Regions from separate parts of the Homo sapiens genome. Here regions 1 and 2 are each linked to region 3. A link is a contact called in ENCODE Hi-C or POLR2A ChIA-PET data. All regions are on one chromosome and are shown on one strand. Each heading gives the region's core, a stretch centred on a gene start or an enhancer-like site at or near the end of the contact. The rest is flanking DNA. Distances are from core to core; before and after follow the strand shown. Region 1 overlaps DTX4 (deltex E3 ubiquitin ligase 4). Region 2 holds the start of TCN1 (transcobalamin 1). Region 3 overlaps LOC102723575 (a long non-coding RNA gene).

Region 1 (3,388 bases), core at 403-2,902, 350 kb after region 3:
GGTAAAAGATGAAGTCTTATCTATGTTGGCAGTGGCAGGGTTAGAAGAGGAGTCTAGTGGTTTGGAAGGCAGTGAGTGCAGGGAGGAATGAGCTAAATGGATGCAGTGGATAAGAACAGGAGTCCAAGAAGGTTAATGTGCCCATCTGGGTACCAGGGACTCTGAATATGTCATTAACATAAAGAGGGAGGCCTGGAAGAAAAGCAGCTCTTGGCAACAGGATTCTAGTTTTAACCGCAGGACTTTACAGTGGAGGCATTTCGCCAACAGTTGGGATGTAGCTCCAGGGCTCAAGCACAGAAATCTGGCTCTTCAAGGTAAACAGTATCAGGGATGGTCCTGACCCCTAATCTGGGGACACTGCACTCGCACATCTTCTCAGTGTGGTTGATTTTCTATTTCTTCCAAAATACCTGCCTGCCACCTGTAGGGGGAGACCATATCCATACCCTTTGACATGAAACCCAAAGTGCCTCCCTGTAGAAAGGTCACTGTCCCACCCCTTATCTGGCTTGCCCAGGACTTGTTGGGGCCTGTGAAGGGTGAGTGGAAGTAACAAGCATCCAGGGGCTCTAAATGGGATTACACACTTCCGCTTGGGTTCTCTGTTTGTCCTCTGCCCCCTTCCATGGGAAGGGCATGGGCCACAGGAGGGCTGCTCCTTCCACCTGGCCTGCAGAACAGGAAGACACGTGGAGCCGACTGAAGCTGCTGCTATGGTCTGAATATGTGTCCTCACGAAATTGCTATGTTGAAATCCTCACCCCCAAGGTGACAGTATTAGAAGGTGGGTCCTTGGAGAGGTGATTAGGTAATGACAGCAGAACCCTAATGGATGACATTAGTGCCCTTATAAAAGAGGCCCCAGAGAAACCCCTTGCCCCTTCTACCATGTGGGGACACAGTGAGAAGGCACCATTTACAAACCAGGATGGGTTCATATGAACAAGTCCTAGCCAGACACTAAACCCGCCTGTGCCTTGATCTTGGACTTCTCAGGTTCCAGAATTGTGAGACATAAGTGTCTATTGTTTATAAGGCACCCCGTCTATGGCACTGTGTTACAGCAGCCAGAACAGACTAAGACACTGACCCACAGCAACAGCATAGCCATAGCTGCTGACAAGCAAAGTGCATGACGAATAAATACTTGTTGAAGTAAGCAGCGGAAATTTGGAGAGAAAGCTCACTAAAATATATCTTGTCTAATATTCCCCCCAATACTCCCTTTAGATCAATGGTTCCTACTCCTTTTGAGATCGGGAAAGATTTTGAAAATCCAATGATTTTCTGGCCTCATCCATAGAAATACAAACATAAATTTTTTATTCTAATTTTAGAGTTCATAGAACCACTGAAGCCTAATCATGAATCACTAGGAATCCAGAAACCCAATGATTGTTTTCTCTGCCCTTTTGGGAAAAAGTCAAATAATATGAAAGTACATACAAAGAAAATAATCTACATATTAAGATCCCTATCCCAGACCAGTGTTTCTCCAGCTTCAATGTGTTGTCAGATCAGCTACGCATCTCGTTAAGATGAAGTGGCTTCTGGTTCTGCATTTCTATCAAGCTCCTATGTGGTGCCACTGGCGCTGGTCCCAGGACCAGCGTTTAAGCAGCAGGGCTCTAGACACAGGATCTTAAAATAGATGAATTATTGCCACTAATACCCGAGAGAGGAAACAAACTGACATGGTTTGGCTGTGTCCCCACCCAAACCTCATCTTGAATTGTAGTTCCCATAATTCCCACATGCTGTGGGAGGGACCCAGTGGGAGATAACTGAATCATGGGGGCAGTTTCCCCTATACTGTTCTCATGGTAGTGAATAAGTGTCACAAGATCTGATGGTTTTATAAGGGGTTTCCCCTTTCACTTGGCTCTCATTCTTTCTTGACTGCCACCATATAAGAGTTGCCTTTCATCTTCTGCCATGATTGTGGGGACTTCCCAGCCACGTGGAACTGAGAGTCAATTAAACCTCTTTCCTTCATAAATTACCCAGTTTCATTTATGTCTTTATTAGCAGCGTGAGAACAGGCTAATACACAAACTAAATGTCCACTCCCACCCACCTAATTCTAATCGTAGCCACCCCACCTATGGTTGACTCAAATTTGACCTTGTTACTGTGTGCATCTAGACTTAAAAGAGACACAGTTCTCTTTGGTCTGTGCATTGTAAGAAGCAAAACTTTAGGCCTTGACATAGAAGTAAACTGCCCGATCTATTCTAAAACCTAGTTCTATGTGGAAACTTCCGGTCTTACTTTTCTCCCTTTCTCGCTGTCCGGAAGGTAACAGTGTCGTGGGAAGCCTCGGGCGCTGAAACTCTTCCCAGGATTCGGGTGTTCCGGTCCCTGAAAGCAGAAAGCAAGCAAGCAAATGGCATTTTTCAAAATATTTCTGATAAGAGCGGGGTTAGGCTGTGACTAATTTCAATAATAATGACAATAATAATTCCCATAAAGCTTCAACAGAGAACAGACCCAAAAAGCACTGTGAGTGGTCATTTAGCACGTGTTTCTGTGTCCTTAGACCTGGGTTTGGATGCAGAGCTGCTACCTCCCACTGCATTAGCTGGAACCCTCTCTTGGGGCTTTTGTTCCCCATCTCTCTAACAGGAATGACGCAGAGTCCTTCCCTTATGGGGCTGTTATAAATGTTAAGTGAGTGGTGCCTGATGAGTAGTAAGAGCTCAGTAAATGTTTAACATCATTGTCCATCATCTTCATCATCTATTGTCTTACAAAAGAAGAAATCTGCAGTGCAGAGAAGATATGTGGCTTCTGTAATATTAGTGGCTCTGCTAAAATTGAAGCCCAGGTTTCCTGAGGCACACTCTGGATTTTTAACTACTCAGAATAAAGAAAGTGCCTCCAAGCTATGAGCCATGCCAACAGAATTTTCTGAATGATTCTTGTGGATTTTCTCCTTTGTCCTCATGGGTTTTTGTTTGTTTTCTTCTTTAACAATAGGAATTGGGATAGTCAGGACTAAAAATCTTCTAACAGCATTTCAACTATTGCCACCCAATACCCTATTAAGTAGGCAGTCTCAGGCCACTTGGTGAGAAAAAAACTGAAGCACAATTGAGTGAGAACAGGTTTCCTAATCAGTGCCCAGAATGAGTCCACAGGCCTCTTTGAGAAGCTCATGAAAAGCGGCAAATTTTCTCCCGGTAACAATGACCAAATCCCCTCCTCCCCATACAAAGGTTTGTCTATAATTTCTGAGGATCCCTGACCCCCTGAGGGATGGAACCCTCTTTAAAAACCCCTTCTAGATTCAACCAGTATAAAACTGATACTTCCATGCAGCTCTTGGCACAAGTTCTCACGTAGATGATCAGCAAATACATCCTGCCTGAATAAATGAACGAGT
Region 2 (3,268 bases), core at 341-2,840, 320 kb before region 3:
CAGAAGAACTGTGATAGGCAACACTTCTCACATGTAGCAACTGCCCTGGCAGGGCAGAAATTCACATTTGATGTATAGCTCTCTGGTTTTCCTCCTTGGTTAGGAAACTCTCATGGAATCTATCTTAGGAGAAAAATCATAGTTTGGAAACCACTATGCCAAAGATCCCCTCATGTGCTGGGTTCTCCAATACTGCCTGCTTCAATTTCAGACTTACAACTTTTACTTCCGTTTTTAAATTTTTTTATTTCAATTTTTGTAGGTACATAGTAGGTGTATATATTTATGGGGCTCATGAAATGTTTTGATACAGGCATGCAATGCGTAATAATCACATCATAGAGAAGGGGGTATTCATCCTGTCAAGCATTTATCCTTTACGTTACAAACAATCCAGTTATACTATTAGTTATTTAAAATGTACAATTAAATTATTATTGACTATAGTCACCCTGTTATGCTACCAATAGTAGGTCTTATTCATTCTTTCCAATATTTTGTACCCATTAACCCTCCGCATCTCCTTCCCACCACTAGCCTTCCCAGCCCCCAGTAACCATCTTTTCATTCTCTATCTCTATGAATTCAATTGTTTTGATTTTTAGATCCCACAAATAAGTGAGAACATGCAATGTATGTCTTTCTGTGCCTGGCTTATTTCACTTAACATAATTATCTCCAGTTCCATCCATTTTGTCACAACTGACAGGATTTCATTCTTTTATATGGCTGAATAGTACTCCATTGTGTATATGTACATTTGCTGTGTTCATTTATCTGTTGATAGACACTTAGCTTGCTTCCAAATCTTGGTTATTGTAAACAGTGCTGCAACAAACATGGGAGTGCAGATATCTCTTCAATATACTGGTCTTCTTTCTTTTGGGTATATAGCCAGCAGTGGGATTGCTGGATCATATGGTAGCTCTATGTTTAGTTTTTTGAGGAAGCTCCAAACTGTTCTCCATAGTGATTGTACTAATTTACATTCCCACCAACAGTGTACAAGGCTTCCCTTTTCTCTACATCCGTGCCAGCATTTGTTATTGCCTGTGTTTTGAATAAAGCCATTTTTAGCTGAGATGAGAGGATATCTCATTGTAGCTTTGATTTCCATTTATCTGATGATCAATGATGTTAAGCACCTTTTCAAGCACTTTTTCATATGCCTGCTTCCCATTTGGATGTCTTCTTTTACTTCCATTTTTATATGTTGTATGTGTTTGCATGATCAAATCTACTTTATCAGGAAACATAAAACATAAAGTGAAACGGAAAAAAAAGGAAAGATTATAGGAAACAGTCATTTGCCTAATATATCTTCACTGCACGGAAGGCAAATAATAGATATGAAACCCGAAGGTTTAGGACAGGAGACAAAGGAAAGTTATTGCCTTATTCTCCCTAACCACATCCTTCAAGTCTTCTTCCTTATTTATTACATCACATGGACAAATACACTTGACCACACCTCCTGACATTGCTCAATATTTGCTTGAGTGAAAAGAGGCTGAGGCAACCTGAAGGAGGAGCTCTCATTACCTTCTGCCCATCACTTAATAAATAGCCAGCCAATTCATCAACATTCTGGTACACTGTTGGAGAGATGAGACAGTCACACCAGCTGCCCCTAGTGGGGCTCTTACTGTTTTCTTTTATTCCAAGCCAACTATGCGAGATTTGTGGTGAGTAAACTTTGAGCTAAAATTACTCTAGAGTGATAGTCTACTGAAAACTGTTGACAAGAGACTCTATGTAGAGTTACCTGAGAAAAGATCCCATTCCAGTTTCGTATGTGGTTGGACTCCATGAATGATGAAAAGGGTGGCAGGAGATGGTGAGGAAAGTCTCACAATGCATGTTGTTGTAAGAGGAATTATAGATTGTGTATTCACTTGCCTAACTGCTCTTTCTATGCTCAGATCCTCTCTAGCACAGCATCCCTACCAAGTAACTCCCTATTCATGTGACTTTTCAATGACAGAAAATTTATGCTCCCAGAAACTTTTCTAGATCATGGAAAGTTATCTTTTGGTCTTGATATGCAATCTTTTTTCCCTGAAATTCAATGCATGATTTTTGGGTTAACCCCTTGTAACTACATAGAAAAAAATAATAATCTCTTTCAAATAGTGATGACTGCTGTCTTGTCATGAGTGAGTTTAGATGTTCCAAGTTGCATGTCCACCTTCCTTCAACTCTTTCCCAGGACACATGGGATAAAGTTCCATCATCTCTTGCATGGGTGTTGACCCCAGAGATTGTGTGGTTCTGTAAAAGAACTTTAAAGTAAGAGAAGGGAAAACTAAATTCAGGTTTAGTTTGATCCCTTAGTTATTGAATGACCCAACATTTCTGAATTTCTTTAGCTTCATTCATAAATAAAGGATAATGAGGGGAGACTATTGAAGCAAATTATCTCATGAAGTCTGGTGCAGTTCTCAAGTGCATGAATTCTCTTTTGTGAGACTTTACTCTGAAATTGAGCTTCAAACCAGTCCAAAGATTACTAGGTGGTACTATCTGTGCTCTCTAACCAGTAAGAAGAGAACACCACAGAAGACAGGCTTGTATACATACAGGCTAAAGCATAGACTCTTCTGACTCTGATTTTTCTTCTTGGCTTGACATTTCCCCTGTTGGATCCTAAGAATAGGGAATGGCTATGTAGGTTTTAGCTTTCAATTCATTTTAAATAATAATGATAATAATTAAATTTATCTTTGAGACTCAAGGAAGCTGATTTGAGTTGTTGATCAGGAACTAAAAAGTCTGTTTCAGGGCCAGAAAATCTGCTGAGCTGGATGGTTCCACAAAATCTCAGAGAACTGACTCACAATTGTTCCATTGTGTCTGCAACAAACCATGACCTTTCTACAATCACTCTATTCAGATCTTCTTGACTCATTCTTTTAAAGTAAAGAAAACTGGGCAAGAGAAATTACATTTCCTTGATTCTCAAGTATAGTGATAAAAACTCCAGTTGAGCTGGAAATAATAGTATGTGCAGCATTTTACAGTTTATTCGGTGGTTTCTTGTCCAATATCTGTAAGGTAAGTGTTAACAGCCACAATTTTTAAATGAGAAAACTAAGAGTAAAACAAGTTACATAAGTTATTATCCACAGTCATAAGTTAAGGAGCACAAAATGTGGCCAAAATCTGAATCCAAACCTCATGTTCTTCTCACTCTCCCACTAATCCATTAGATAATCTGGAGATATGTAGGATTTGGGGCTACTCCTCAAGATTATGGAAAAATACATTG
Region 3 (3,329 bases), core at 747-3,246:
TTACAGGCATGAGCTACCGCGCCTGTCCTATTCCTTTACTTTCTTAATACACTTGCTTTCACTTTACTTTATGGACTTGCCCTGAATTCTTTCTTGTGCAAGATCCATGAACCCTCTCTTGGGGTCTGGATTGGGACCCCTTTCCGGTACCACTTTGATCCATATGAAATTTCTATAACTGGCATGAGATAGGAAAGATGGACTTCTTTAAAGGGATTTTATATAGCACTCTGGATAATCTAGGTGTGTATGCATAAATCGGTCACCCTGGTAAAATCCCAACAATTCCAGAAATGAAGCTGGTCCTGCCTGTAACATGTTGCTTAATGTCCTTTCCTTAGAACTTTCCAGAAGTTCTGCTGACCTAGACTTTCCTGCACATCCTCCTTGAGTTCATCAAACTCCCTTCTGCTTTCCTGCGTTCCTTAGGTTGGGTTAGTTCCCTTCTCATAAACAGCATAGTTTTGGGCAGTGTGGTGTAGACTCCAGAGATTCAACACAGGCAACCCCAGAGCCAAATCGAGGTTCAGTGTTATCTCCTCTTGGTTGTGTGAACTTACCACAGTATATACCAGTCTATGTGACCTTGGGCTAGTTGCTTAACTGCTATGGGCTAGCTTCCTCCTCTAAAATGGGGACAATAGCTCACATGATTCTGGAGAAGATTTATTTATTATTAATTAATTTATTATTATTATTATTTTTTGAGACAGTCTCGCTCTGTTGGCCAGGCCAGGCTGAAGTGCATTGGCACAATCTCAGCTCACTGCAACCTCCACCTCCTGGGCTCAAGCTATTACCCTGCCTCAGCCTCCCGAGTAGCTGGGATTACAGGCACCTGCCACCACGCCCAGCTAATTTTTGTATTTTTAGTAGAGACCGGGTTTCACCATGTTGGCCAGGCTGGTCTTGAACTCCCAGCCTCAGGTAATCCGCCTACCTTAGCCTTCCAAAGTGCTAGGATTAAATGATCTGTGTATAGTAAGCACAGAGTAAATGTCATCTACTGTTATTGTATTGCCAGGTAAGTCTGGTTCAATTTGCGTAGAACAATAAGGCTTTTCCTTGGGGACATTTCTAGAAAATGCTAATTGCTAAGCATATCAAATCTGTTTGCTCCTTGGCTTGTAAATCATTGTCCTCTGTCTCTATCGCTTCACACCGTCTTCCCTTTATGGGCATCTTGGTCTCCAAATTTCCCCTTTTTGTAAGGGACACCAATTATATAGTATCAGGGCCTACCCTAATAACCACATTTTAACGTTACCTTTATCTTAACTTTACTTTAACTTTACCTCTGTAAAGATCCTGTCTCCAAATAAAGTTATGTTCTAAGGTACTGGGGGTTGGGACTTAAACATATGAATTTCAAGGGGACAGAATTCAACCCATAGCCTAAGTTGTTAAAACAGAACATATAATTTTCCCCCCAAACATGGGCTCCTTCTGTTATTTCCCTTCTTGGTGAATGATATCACCATCTACCCAGGACTCCAGCCAGACACTGAGCGATTACCTTGTGTTTTCTCCCGCCATGCAGACAGTCACTGGAGCCTGCGGATCCTTTTGTCTGCAACTGAAACCGCCTTTGCAAAATTATGACTGAGACAGTGAAAGAGGTCCAACTTAAACGACTCCATCTTGCCTCTAACCTCCAAGCTGTCCTTGTTCATTTCTGGGCGCAGGCTGAAAAAACTTTGGGAGGAACTTAGTTTATAGTTTTAAAAAATGACAATAACAGCCCTTTCCCAGAACAAACTCCCTTCTTGCCTGGAGACTAGACTACTAAAGTTAGCCACAGTATTAGAAATTACGGTTTAGGAGTCAAGTAGTTGGAGGCCACAAGATTCTGACCTTCCCTAAACTGCTCCCAAGATCAGTGCCTGAGATGTTTTGCAGACTCTACTCTTGATGGATCAACTGGCACCACCCATATCGAGAAACCGGCCCATCTGATCTTGTGACTCACACCCAGGAACTGACTCAGCGCAGGAAGACAGGGACGCGCCGTAATTTCACCTCCGACCCAACCAATCAGCACTCTCCAACTCACTGCTCCTGCACTCCCACCACATTCTCTTTAAAAACTTTGATCCCCAAATGTTCGGGGAGACTGATTTGAGTAAAAATAAAACTCCGGTCTCCCGCTCAGCCGGCTTTGCGTGAATGGCTATTTCTTTATTGCGATTCCCCTGTCTTGAGGAATCGGCTCTGTTTAGGCAGTGGGTAAGGTGAGCCCATTGGGCGGTTTCACAACGACTTCTCCTCCATTTTGCTACTTAGTTCAGGTTTCTGTCGTCTCTGTCCTGGAATACCAAGTGTGTCCCTGTCTCCAGTTTTGCACACTCCAATCAATGCTTCACACAGCAAACAGAGTGACTTCTCTAAAGTGTAAATGTCACGTTCCATCTCCTCACCCACAAGAGCCCTCTGAGATTTCATCTCCCTCTCCAGCCTATCTTTTGCTTCATTTCCTCCCTTCCCTGGTGCCCCAGCCCTTGTCGTCTTTCTGGTATCTTCTCCCCTACCCTCATTATTATCTTTAAAACGAACTTGGCTACAGTAACCAAAACAGCATGGTACTGGTACCAAAACAGATATAGACCCATGAAGCAGAACAGAGCCCTCAGAAATAATACCACACATCTACAACCATCTGATCTTTGACAAACCTGACAAAAACAAGAAGTGGGGAAAGGATTCCCTCTTTAATAAATGGTGCTGGGAAAACTGGCTAGCCATATGTAGAAAGCTGAAACTGGATCCCTTCCTTACATCTTATACAAAAATTAATTCAAGATGGATTAAAGACTTAAATGTTAGACCTAAAGCCATAAAAACCCTAGAAGAAAACCTAGGCAATACCATTCAGGACATAGGCATGGGCAAGGACTTCATGACTAAAACCCCAAAAGGAATGGCAACAAAAGCCAAAATAGACAAATGGGATCTCATTAAGCTAAAGAGCTTCTGCACAGCAAAATAAACTACCATCAAGTGTACAGGCAACCTAAAGAATGGGAGAAAATTTGTACAATTTACCCATCTGACAAAGGGCTAATATCCAGAATCTATAAAGAACTTAAACAAATGTATAAGAAAAAATCAAACAACCCCATCAAAAAGTGGGCAAAGGATATAAACGGACACTTCTCAAAATAAGACATTTATGCAGCCAACAGACACATGAAAAAGTGCTCATCATCACTGGCCATCAGAGAAACGCAAATCAAAACTACAATGAGATACCATCTCACACCAGTTAGAATGGTGATCATTAAAAAGTCAGGAAACAACAGGTGCTGGAGAGGATGTGGAGAAATAGGAAC

What was found. Hi-C counts contacts between places; a loop is a spot of excess contacts on that map. ChIA-PET counts read pairs that join two places held with the same protein, here RNA polymerase II (POLR2A). Pooled maps may share reads with other maps.
Region 1: a loop to region 3 is called in a map of lower leg skin, with 10 times the contacts of the local background. The contact joins two enhancer-like sites. A Hi-C loop is called at or near these places in 4 of 168 maps with a recorded cell type or tissue (A673, GM12878 and lower leg skin), 27 of 37 single-sample maps with no recorded cell type and 11 of 50 pooled maps. POLR2A ChIA-PET finds 5 or more read pairs at or near these places in 2 of 52 experiments (H1 and activated T-cell).
Region 2: a map of posterior vena cava shows a loop between it and region 3 (12-fold over the local background). The contact joins the promoter of TCN1 here to the enhancer-like site in region 3. A Hi-C loop is called at or near these places in 2 of 168 maps with a recorded cell type or tissue (PC-9 and posterior vena cava) and 4 of 50 pooled maps.

Annotation. Positions count from the first base shown.
Region 1 is chr11:59,198,660-59,202,047 of GRCh38, reverse strand. DTX4 (deltex E3 ubiquitin ligase 4) reads right to left here. Exons shown (of 9, transcript NM_015177.2): 8 at 2,275-2,364. Among named protein-coding and RNA genes, the nearest start is that of MPEG1, 13 kb to the left of the region's middle. RefSeq lists enhancers at 325-374, 395-574, 500-1,699. Within about 2 kb of position 1,652, at least 4 of the 41 ENCODE cell types and tissues checked have a DNase peak (open chromatin) inside an H3K27ac peak, as active enhancers do.
Region 2 is chr11:59,864,809-59,868,076 of GRCh38, reverse strand. TCN1 (transcobalamin 1) reads left to right here and starts at 1,590. Exons shown (of 9, transcript NM_001062.4): 1 at 1,590-1,685. The coding sequence starts at 1,607.
Region 3 is chr11:59,544,163-59,547,491 of GRCh38, reverse strand. LOC102723575 (a long non-coding RNA gene) reads right to left here. Exons shown (of 4, transcript XR_950136.2): 3 at 1,517-1,695. Among named protein-coding and RNA genes, the nearest start is that of TRV-TAC1-1, 4.9 kb to the left of the region's middle. RefSeq lists an enhancer at 1,255-2,454. Within about 2 kb of position 1,996, at least 2 of the 41 ENCODE cell types and tissues checked have a DNase peak (open chromatin) inside an H3K27ac peak, as active enhancers do.